2 separate regions of the Homo sapiens genome follow, and region 1 is linked to region 2. The links are chromatin contacts, found by Hi-C or POLR2A ChIA-PET in ENCODE. All regions are on one chromosome and are shown on one strand. Each heading gives the region's core, a stretch centred on a gene start or an enhancer-like site at or near the end of the contact. The rest is flanking DNA. Distances are from core to core; before and after follow the strand shown. Region 1 overlaps IL21R (interleukin 21 receptor). Region 2 overlaps NSMCE1-DT (NSMCE1 divergent transcript).

The links. A loop is a pair of places that touch in the nucleus more often than their neighbours do. ChIA-PET counts read pairs that join two places held with the same protein, here RNA polymerase II (POLR2A). Pooled maps may share reads with other maps.
Region 1: a loop to region 2 is called in a pooled map, with 2.4 times the contacts of the local background. The contact joins two enhancer-like sites. A Hi-C loop is called at or near these places in 1 of 37 single-sample maps with no recorded cell type and 6 of 50 pooled maps. POLR2A ChIA-PET finds 5 or more read pairs at or near these places in 5 of 52 experiments (Caco-2, K562, OCI-LY7 and 2 more).

What each region holds. Positions count from the first base shown.
Region 1 is chr16:27,447,538-27,452,822 of GRCh38, forward strand. It overlaps IL21R (interleukin 21 receptor), which reads left to right. Exons shown (of 9, transcript NM_181078.3): 9 at 997-4,505. The coding sequence ends at 1,746. It overlaps IL21R-AS1 (IL21R antisense RNA 1), which reads right to left. Exons shown (of 3, transcript NR_037158.1): 2 at 5,206-5,285; 3 at 132-2,269. Among named protein-coding and RNA genes, the nearest start is that of IL21R-AS1, 3.2 kb to the right of the region's middle. RefSeq lists enhancers at 1,109-1,168, 1,469-1,708, 1,971-2,848, 2,509-2,668, 2,689-2,738 and 2 more. Within about 2 kb of position 1,939, at least 2 of the 41 ENCODE cell types and tissues checked have a DNase peak (open chromatin) inside an H3K27ac peak, as active enhancers do.
Region 2 is chr16:27,283,371-27,289,071 of GRCh38, forward strand. NSMCE1-DT (NSMCE1 divergent transcript) reads left to right here. Exons shown (of 5, transcript NR_037184.1): 3 at 3,292-3,374; 4 at 5,430-5,583. Among named protein-coding and RNA genes, the nearest start is that of NSMCE1, 17 kb to the left of the region's middle. Within about 2 kb of position 2,637, at least 12 of the 41 ENCODE cell types and tissues checked have a DNase peak (open chromatin) inside an H3K27ac peak, as active enhancers do.

The DNA.
Region 1 (5,285 bases), core at 689-3,188, 160 kb after region 2:
CAGGGGAGGGAAGGGGAGGGTCCTTCAAGTTTAAGGGCCACCGCCTCAGCCAGCATCACCCACATCCTTTATCCTCAAAGTGTACAAAGGCCTTTCCAAGTGGCTTTTCATTGATCCACTCCACCCATTCATTTCGTTAATAAACATTTATTGAGCACCTACTTTGTGCTAGGCACTGGGGCTACAGCCATGGACAGAAGAGACAAGACTTATGTCCGGGGGCCAAGTGTCTGTCTGGTGGGGACACATAAACCAGGAGAGTGCTAGGTTTCAAGAAGCATCAAGGAGGCGGGAAAGCAGGAGATGGCTCAGGGGTACCTCAGACCTCAGGCCCTCCTGCCCCCATGTCTCCTTGACTCAGGAATCTTGGTCCCTGCCTGGACTATGGGGCCACCAGTTGTCTGACTGGTCACACTACTAAGGGTAGCAACTCCCTTCTACAAGTAGGGAAACTGAGGCCCAGAGTAGGAGGGGGATCCACTAGGGTGGGAGCACATTGTGGTCCTGATTCCTCTCTCTCTCTCTGTCTCTCGGTGTCTTTGTCTATCTTCATGTCTCTGTCTGTCTCTCTTGATGTCTCTTTGTCTTGTCTCTGTGTCTGTGTCTGTCTTTCTGTCTGTTTAAACCCTCACCTTGGCTGGGCACAGTGACTCACGCCTGTAATCCCAACACTTTGGGAGGCTGAGGCGGGTGGATCACCTGACGTCAGGAGTTCAAGATCAGTCTGGCCAACATGGTGAAACCACGTCTCTACTAAAAATACAAAAATTAGCCGGGTGTGGTGACAGGCGCCTGTAGTCCCAGCTACTTGGGAGGCTGAGGCAGGAGAATCACTTGATCCTGGGAGGCAGAGGTTGCAGTGAACCGAGATGGCACCACTGCATTCCAGCCTGGGCAGCAGAGCCAGACTGTCTCAAAAGAATAAAAGTAAAAGAAAAATAAACCCTCACCTTACCCTCATCCTGTGCTATGACTCTCTCTTTTTCTCTCTCACAGAAATGGGTGGGTGCACCCTTCACTGGCTCCAGCCTGGAGCTGGGACCCTGGAGCCCAGAGGTGCCCTCCACCCTGGAGGTGTACAGCTGCCACCCACCACGGAGCCCGGCCAAGAGGCTGCAGCTCACGGAGCTACAAGAACCAGCAGAGCTGGTGGAGTCTGACGGTGTGCCCAAGCCCAGCTTCTGGCCGACAGCCCAGAACTCGGGGGGCTCAGCTTACAGTGAGGAGAGGGATCGGCCATACGGCCTGGTGTCCATTGACACAGTGACTGTGCTAGATGCAGAGGGGCCATGCACCTGGCCCTGCAGCTGTGAGGATGACGGCTACCCAGCCCTGGACCTGGATGCTGGCCTGGAGCCCAGCCCAGGCCTAGAGGACCCACTCTTGGATGCAGGGACCACAGTCCTGTCCTGTGGCTGTGTCTCAGCTGGCAGCCCTGGGCTAGGAGGGCCCCTGGGAAGCCTCCTGGACAGACTAAAGCCACCCCTTGCAGATGGGGAGGACTGGGCTGGGGGACTGCCCTGGGGTGGCCGGTCACCTGGAGGGGTCTCAGAGAGTGAGGCGGGCTCACCCCTGGCCGGCCTGGATATGGACACGTTTGACAGTGGCTTTGTGGGCTCTGACTGCAGCAGCCCTGTGGAGTGTGACTTCACCAGCCCCGGGGACGAAGGACCCCCCCGGAGCTACCTCCGCCAGTGGGTGGTCATTCCTCCGCCACTTTCGAGCCCTGGACCCCAGGCCAGCTAATGAGGCTGACTGGATGTCCAGAGCTGGCCAGGCCACTGGGCCCTGAGCCAGAGACAAGGTCACCTGGGCTGTGATGTGAAGACACCTGCAGCCTTTGGTCTCCTGGATGGGCCTTTGAGCCTGATGTTTACAGTGTCTGTGTGTGTGTGTGCATATGTGTGTGTGTGCATATGCATGTGTGTGTGTGTGTGTGTCTTAGGTGCGCAGTGGCATGTCCACGTGTGTGTGTGATTGCACGTGCCTGTGGGCCTGGGATAATGCCCATGGTACTCCATGCATTCACCTGCCCTGTGCATGTCTGGACTCACGGAGCTCACCCATGTGCACAAGTGTGCACAGTAAACGTGTTTGTGGTCAACAGATGACAACAGCCGTCCTCCCTCCTAGGGTCTTGTGTTGCAAGTTGGTCCACAGCATCTCCGGGGCTTTGTGGGATCAGGGCATTGCCTGTGACTGAGGCGGAGCCCAGCCCTCCAGCGTCTGCCTCCAGGAGCTGCAAGAAGTCCATATTGTTCCTTATCACCTGCCAACAGGAAGCGAAAGGGGATGGAGTGAGCCCATGGTGACCTCGGGAATGGCAATTTTTTGGGCGGCCCCTGGACGAAGGTCTGAATCCCGACTCTGATACCTTCTGGCTGTGCTACCTGAGCCAAGTCGCCTCCCCTCTCTGGGCTAGAGTTTCCTTATCCAGACAGTGGGGAAGGCATGACACACCTGGGGGAAATTGGCGATGTCACCCGTGTACGGTACGCAGCCCAGAGCAGACCCTCAATAAACGTCAGCTTCCTTCCTTCTGCGGCCAGAGCCGAGGCGGGCGGGGGTGAGAACATCAATCGTCAGCGACAGCCTGGGCACCCGCGGGGCCGTCCCGCCTGCAGAGGGCCACTCGGGGGGGTTTCCAGGCTTAAAATCAGTCCGTTTCGTCTCTTGGAAACAGCTCCCCACCAACCAAGATTTCTTTTTCTAACTTCTGCTACTAAGTTTTTAAAAATTCCCTTTATGCACCCAAGAGATATTTATTAAACACCAATTACGTAGCAGGCCATGGCTCATGGGACCCACCCCCCGTGGCACTCATGGAGGGGGCTGCAGGTTGGAACTATGCAGTGTGCTCCGGCCACACATCCTGCTGGGCCCCCTACCCTGCCCCAATTCAATCCTGCCAATAAATCCTGTCTTATTTGTTCATCCTGGAGAATTGAAGGGAGGTCAAGTTGTTTGTCAATGATTTGTCAGAGAACCTGTTGAAATGTGAATTAAGAAGCTAAGAAAATATTTCTTAGCAACATTTTCTTTTTCTTTTTTTTTTTTTTCTTTTGAGACAGAGTCTCACTCTCGTCGCCCAGGCTGGAATGCAGTGGTGCGATCTCGGCTCTCTGCAACCTCTGTCTCCCGGGTTCAAGCGATTTCCTGCGTCAGCCCCAGAGTAGCTGGAATTACAGGCACACACCACCACGCCTGGCTAATTTTTGTATTTTTAGTAGAGCTGGGGCCACCCTGGCCCGGCCCCGTCTTCCTCCCCAAAGGTCAGACTGCAGGCTGCAGGGCTGTGCTGGAGGAGCCAGCTCTAGCTCACCCATGCTTTTGCAACAGGGTCGGGTTGGAAGTCAGCACAGGTCAGTCCTGCGGAAGGTTCCTTCGTGACTCATCTGTGAAGTGGGGTGGTTGGGAGAGGTAGCTGAGAGAATGCATGAGAGTCCTCGGTGCCTGGCAGGAGGCTGGAAGGTTCTAGAACACTGATGGTTATAAGAGTGGGACTGTGAGCCTGGGATCGGGGGGTGTGAGACTTGGATGGGAGCACAAGAGTGGAAACACAGCTTCTGCACGGAGCAGGCGCAGCCCTCAACACCCCGTGCACCTGCACCCTAGGGACTCTTGGGTCCAGATGTGCTGTGGTTTTCACACCTTCTTGGGGGCAACAGGTTCCAGGAGCCACCTGTGGGTGCCACCTGAGCCACAGGCTCCCAGGAAAGCAGCACAGCTCTCCTGCACCCAGAGCTTGCTGGGTGGCGGAGGGGAACACAGATGGTTGGGGAAGGCCTGAGGCCAGATTGGGGGACTCTGGACTGGGGCAGATGAGGCTCCTCAGAATCCCACCTTTGAAGGGAACTCAGCTTATAAACACAGAGGAGCAAAGTTGGAGGGCCGGGCGTAGTGGCTCACACCTGTGATCTCAGCACTTTGGGAGGCCAAGGAAGGTGGATCACTTGAGGCCAGGAGTTCGAGACCAGCCTGGGCAACATAGCAAGGCCCCATCTCTACAAAAATTATTATTTTTTAAAAAAATTAGCCAGGTGTGGTGGTGCTTGCCTATAGTCCCAGCTACTCGGGAGGCTAAGGTGGGAGGATCGCTGGAGCCCAGGAATTTGAGGCTGCAGTGAGCTGTGATTACACCGTTGCACTCCAGCCTGGGTCACAGATCAAGACCCTGTCTCTTAAAAATAAAAGTTGGAGACAAGAGCTGGCTCACCTGAAAGGAGGGATTAGTAGGTAGGAGGGTGGATGGAGGATGGATGGATGTGTGGGTGGATAGGAAGATGGTATTAAGTTGGTGCAAAAGTCTTTGATATTACTCTTAATGGCTTTAATAAAAAGCTTGAAGGAAGAATGATTGGTTGGATAGACAGAGATAAATGCATACTGGAAACAAAGATAAAGATAAAACACAAGTTATACCAGGCCAGCAACTCTATTTTGTTCACTGCCTTTAGTCCCAGCCTGGCACATAGTAGGCACTCAATAAAGCCTGATTTGTAGCATTTGCTTATTTCCATGGTGTAATTTCATGCTCCTGATTTGAGTCTAAACACAGAGTTGGGAAGAGATATGCACAATCTGCCCTCCTGGCTGGTATGAGTGAGTCCCAGCTCACCGATGGTAGCCCAGAGAGAACATCAAGAGGAGTAGGGGGCTTCAGGGAGGAGGTGGTGTTGGTTGGACTTCGAAAAATGAATAGGAGGCTGGGAGTGGTGGCTCATGACTGTAATCCTAGCACTTTGGGAGGCCGAGGCGGGCAGATCATTAGAGGTCAGGAGTTTGAGACCAGCCTGGGCAACGTGGTGAAACCCAGTCTCTACTAAAAATACAAAAATTAGCTGGGTGCGGTGGCGGGTGCCTGTAACCCCAGCTACTCAGGAGGCTGAGGCAGGAGAATCTGAGAGATGGAGGTTGCAGCGAGCAGAGATCACACCACTGCACTCCAGCCTGGGTGACAGAGCGAGACTACGTCTCATAAAAAAAAAAAAAAAGGAAAAATGAATAGGCGTTGTTACATGTACCAGCTATTTGGGGCAGAGGGAAGAGCTTGGACAAAGGCCTGGAGGTACGACCAAGGGTCAGGAGCAAGTGGGACAGGCGCTCCTCGCCCTCCAAAGACCAGGCCAGAATTGCTGACAAGACTCACTGAAGAGGAAGGGGGACCGATAGCAACGTCACTTTCCCAGCTGCCGCATTCCTCACCTTGCCGTCTGCAAGCTCTGAGGGGCAGAGTCATCCGTCTGACAGATGAAATGAAGGCACAGCTCAGGCTGGTGACCTGC
Region 2 (5,701 bases), core at 1,387-3,886:
CAGGCGTAGTGGCTCATGTCTTTAATCACCGTACTTTGGGAGGCTGGGGTGGGAGGCGCACTTGAGGCTAGGAGTTTGAGACCAGCCTGGGCAACACAGCAAGACCCCGTCTCTACGGAAAATTTAAAAATTAGCTAGGTCTGGTGGTGGTACACACTGATGAATACTTATAAGGCTCTTGATACTATTTGATAGGATGAATGCAAACATTGAATTTAAAAAACGAATTCAATTCCTATAGTCCCACCTACTGGGAGGCTAAGGTGGGAGGATCGCTTGAGTCTAGAAGTTCAAGGCTGAAGTGAGCTATGATCACACCACTGCACTCCAGCCTGGATGACAAAGAGAGACCTTGTCTCTAAAAACAAAACAAAAATTTCATTTTCATTCAGTTTTTACATTCATCTTAACAAATCTTATCAAGAAAGTGCTCAGCAGTGTGGTAAGATGCAAAGATGAATCTCCGTAGTCCTTAGGTCAGGTTGCTCTCAGCTGGCAAGAAAAAATAAGATAAATGCACATTAGTAAGTGTAATCAACAAAGGAATTGCTGGCCAGGTGGAATGTCTCACCCATGTAATCCCAGCACTTTGAGAGACTGAGGCAGGAGGATCGCTTGAGCCCTAGGAGTTTGAGATCAGCCTGGGCAACATGGTGAAACCCCGTGTCTACTAAAAATACCAAAATTAGCAACGTGTGGTGGCACACGCCTGTGGTTCCAGCTACTGGGGAGGCTGAGGTGGGAGGATTGCTTGAGCCCATCTGCAGAGTTCAAGGCTGCAGAGCTCACAGGCCTGTGGTCCCAGCTACTGGGGAGGCTGAGGTGGGAGGATTGCTTGAGCCCATCTGCAGAGTTCAAGGCTGCAGAGCTCACAGGCCTGTGGTCCCAGCTACTGGGGAGGCTGAAATGGGAGGATTGCTTGAGCCCACTGTAGAGTTCAAGGCTACAGTGAGCCATAGATTGCACCACTACACTCAGCCTGGGTGACAGAGTGAGACCCTGTCTCAAAAAAAAAAAGAAAAGAGAGAGAGAGAAAGAAAGAAGAAAGAAAGAGAAAGAAGAAAGAAAGAAAAGAAAGAAAGAAAAAGAAATTGCTACTAAGTGCTGTTAGTTTATCAGTTAAGCTGGTTTAGGTACAAGAAACTGATGTGATAATCTAAGCAAAAAAAGTTTATTGGAAGGGTAGGAAGGGTATTGGTGTATATTATTCAGGACAGTCCAGGTCATGCTGCTATAACAAACATTCTCAAAATTATTATTTCTAGGTAGTGGAATCTACCACATGTGGATCAGCAGTAGGCTCTGCCCTCCTTTCACTCAGACTAATGGAGGTTCCACCATCTGGTGGCTGCAGCCCTGAAACATGAAGCCTTGTTGGTGTGACCATGGCAGGGGAAGAAAGAGGCTGGGGGTTTGCACAGGGGGTTTTTACTGCCTCAGCCTGAAAGTGACATGTGTCCTTTCTACTCTAGGATCTCTGGTGAGAACTAGTCACAAGATCTTCCCTAAATGCCAGAACACTGGGAAATGAAAGGGAACAATGGAATCATTGGCGAGCATTACTGTCTCTGCTCCAGGGTGGCTCGTAGACTCAAATGAAAATGCTGGAGCCTCAGATTTGGGACTGAATGTGGACCAGAGAACTTGGCAGACCTTGCCAGCAGCAGCTTATGGAGGTCTGGTCAGGCTGTCATCCATTTTCAGCTATCTGTCACCCTCTCAGGATTTGCACTGGAGAAAGAGTAAGAGCAGAGAGAGAGAGAGAGAGACAGAGAGAGAGAGAGAGAGAGAGAGAAACAACTGATTGGCCCAGGCGGGTTCTACGTCCCACTTGAAACACAAGTTAATGGACAACTTGATTGACAGAGTTGCACTAAAAGGTGGTGGGGGGAGTTCATCCAAACAAAACTGGGGTGCTGTTACAACAAGAGAGGGAGGGTAGGTGCATAGTGAGCAAAAGTACACACTTGCTGCAGAGCTGGTCCAAATACCCACTCTTCAGAGTTGACATCATCTGGAAGGTTTATAGAAGTGGGGGCTTTCCAGATTAGCTTTAGAGGATGGGATAACTGATGCAGAGGAAAGGTAATGCAGGCTGAGAGGCCCGTGTAAGCAAAGTGAAGCTGCAGAAGAGTGCAATCATTTGCAAGAAAGAGAAGGCTGGCTGGGTGCAGCGGCTCACACCTGTAGTCCCAGCACTGTGGAAGGCCAAGGCGGGAGGATCCCTTGAGCCCAGGAGTTTGAGACCAGCCTGTGCAACACAGGGAGATCCTGTATCTACAAAAAATTTAAAAATTAGCCAGGCATGGTGGTGCATGCCTATAGTCCTAGCTACTCAGGAGGCTGACGTGGGAGGATTACCTGAGCCTTGGGAGGCTGTGGCTGCAGTGTGTCATGATTTTGCCACCACACTCCAGCCTGGGCAACAGAGTGAAACCCTGTCTCAAAAAAAAAAAAAAAAATGAGAAGGCTATTGAGATTGAACAGAGGATATGATTTGCAGTTACATTTTCACCCCAACTTACCCAGCTTATCTTTCCTTCCCGTGGTGTCAACTCAGGGGACGCAAATGGGTGGAGGCTGGTTGGAATGGCTCATACTACATCATGAGATTGGAGCCTGGTCCTCCATGTTGGCTGAGAGTCTCAGTTCTCCTCCACGTGGCCTCTCCTTGTGGTCAGCTTACATTTCCTCAAAACGTGGCAGTCTCAGGGCAGTTGGGTTTCTTGTGTGCTGGCTCAGGGCTCCGGAGAGGATAACATCAGAATATCTTGTTCTTCCTCAGGCTTGGGCCCAGACTAGCACAGCATCATTATCTTTTTATTCTGTGAGTTAACATATTTCAGAGGACCAGTGCAGATTCAGAGTGGAGAGGGCTGCATAAGAACACGAACACTGGGAGGTGGCTTCATTTGGGGCCATCTTTGGAGACCAACTATGATGCATGATGTAACTGACCTGAATTCCCAAGCCCCTACCCCCAGCTCCAGCATAAGGTAGGTAAGAAGTGACTGGCAACATAAGTGGGTCATGTTGGAGGAAAGGTAAGTCTGGAGCTAGGCCTTACAGGTGTTCAGTGCCACAGATGAAAATGATGGTGCCAGGAAAGAGGTAGGGCAGGAGGTCTTTCTCTTCATGGGCCTCTTCCCAGATTTCCCCTGTGGATCTTGTTGGCAAAAACTGAATCACATCAGCACCTCTTACTGCAAGGAAGCCTGGGCAAGTCAGAATCCGTGAAAGGGAAGTGGGATTGTTATTTCTGGCCTAAGTCAACCCTGATTCATTCTCCAGGCATGTGTGGGCCATTGCAGCCTGAATTAATCAGGAGGGAAGAAGAAGTGCGACGATAACTGGCCAGTGATACACAGTGGGAGGTCAGTACAAACCTACCCCAAAGGCCGAGGAAGCTGAGAGGTTGAAGAAAGAGGCTGACAAACCCAGTTTTTCAGAGACAAATTTTTGTTGTTGTTGTCATTGTTGTTTTTAGAGACAGGGGCTTACTCTGTCACCCAGGCTAGAGTGAAGTGATGTGATCAGAACTCACTACAGTTTTAACCTCCTGGGCTCAAGCAGTCCTCCCACTTCAGCCTCCCGAGTAGCTGGGACTACAAGTCACACACCACACCTGGCTAATTTTTTTTTAATGTTTTGTAGAAACGGCCTCACTATGTTGTCCATGTTGGCCTCAAAGCCCTGGGTTCAAGTGATCCTCCAACCATAGTCCCCCAAAGTGTTGGGATTATAGGCTGGAGCCGTGGCTTCCTAGAAAGAAGCATTTAACTGGGACTTGTGAAGAGAAGCCACGTATCCAATGGTTGAGAAATAGTAGTCCCCTGTGCTGCTACCTCCCAGCCCCAAGACCAGGGCTTATATACCATAGGGAAATTGCCTAAGGGCAGGATTTATGATTAGCATGTGTTTACAATAACATCAAGGTTGTTTTGACCTAAGGGCAGGCTTTGCAGTAAGTAGAAATCTTAGAGGCATTCCTGCAACTGTGGTGAATCTTAAGTCAACATGGTGGATCTGCATCCAAAATGGAGTTGCTTTCGCCTCACAGTAGGCGACATACAGAGGATGTCACAAGCAACAAAAAACAGGGAAAGCAGCTTGGAGGATATAGCTTTACTTCAGGTGAGAGGAGGGTGGGGCTGGACCAGGGCAGAAGCAGCAAGGAGTGGGAAATAAGCCAGATGTGAAAATGAACACAGAAGTGGAGGGTACTGCGTGGAATACTATGCAGCCATAAAAAAGAATGAGATCATGTCCTTTGAAGCAACATGGTTGCAGCTGGAGACTGTTATCCTCAGTGAATTAACACAGGGACAGAAAACCAAATACTGCATGTTCTCGCTTATAAGTGGGAGCTAAACATTGAACATGCATGGTCATTAACATGGGAACGATAGACACGAGGGACTTCTAGAGGGAGGATGGTAGGAGGGGGCAAGAGTTGATACGCTTCCTATTGGGTACTATGCTCAGTACCTGGGTGATGGGGTCATTTGTACCCCAAACCTCAGCGACGCACCATTTACCCATGTGACAAGCCTGAACAGGTACCCCCAAAACCTAAAAGCTGGGAAATAAAAAAAGAAGCAGAGTGCACAGCCCATGGCTGCTGTGACTGTCTTTCACAAGCGAGAATGGGAAAGAGAGACAGAGAGGGAAGTCAACAATGACAACATCATTTCCAGCTTGCTTAATTGGATGGTGACACCGTCCAAGCACAGAAGTTAGCTCGCGAGAGACAATGACTTTGCCCTAGGCATTCTGAGGGCAAGAGGTGTGAGAGAACATGCTCAAGGTGTGGATCATGAAACACGAGGGCATGGGCCAGGTCGGGGGGCTCACGCCTGGAATCCCAGCACTTTGGGAGGCCGAAGCAGATGGATCACATGAGGTCAGGAGTTCGAGACTAGCCTGGCCAACATGGCAAAACCCCATCTCTACTAAAAATACAAAAATTAGCTGGGCGTTGTGGCAGGTGCCTGTAATCCCAGCTACTTGGGAGGCTGAGGCAGAAGAATCGCTTGAAACCTGGAGGTGGAGGTTTCAGTGATCCGAGGTCGCACAACTGCACTCCAGCCTAGGTGACAGAGTGAGACCACCCTGTCTCATAGATAAATAAATAAATAAATAAATAAATAAATAAATAAATAAAATACTAGGGCATGGGAGAAAGGACAGGGCTAAATGTGGAGACTTTAAATGACCAACGCAGAACTGTAGTCAATGCCATGCTATGGGCTGGGTGCAGTGGCTCATGGCTGTAATCCCAGCACATTGGGAGGCCAAGGCGGGAGGATTGCTTGAGCCCAGGAGGTCAAGAATAACCTGGGCAACATAGGGAGACCACGTCTCTACAAAACAAAATAAAACCAAAACAAAATCATCACACTATGGAATGATGTGTCTGCTTGTACCAGGTCTGGAAGAATGCACACCCAATGCTCACAGAGGTTCCATCTGGGAAATCGGATTGGACAGGGCCAGAATAGATCCGGGGAAACATTCACTGAATATATATACTTATGTATTGTGGAAGCTTTGATGGTGGTCATGTACCCAAGAAGGGAAAAAGTAAGTTTATAAATGAGCAGAACCAGAAGAATGCTAGAGGAAAAAGGAGAGGATGTGAATGATTACATTTAGAAGGCAGGATGAGAAGTGAGAGGAGGTGATTAGAGAGGTCAGGAGA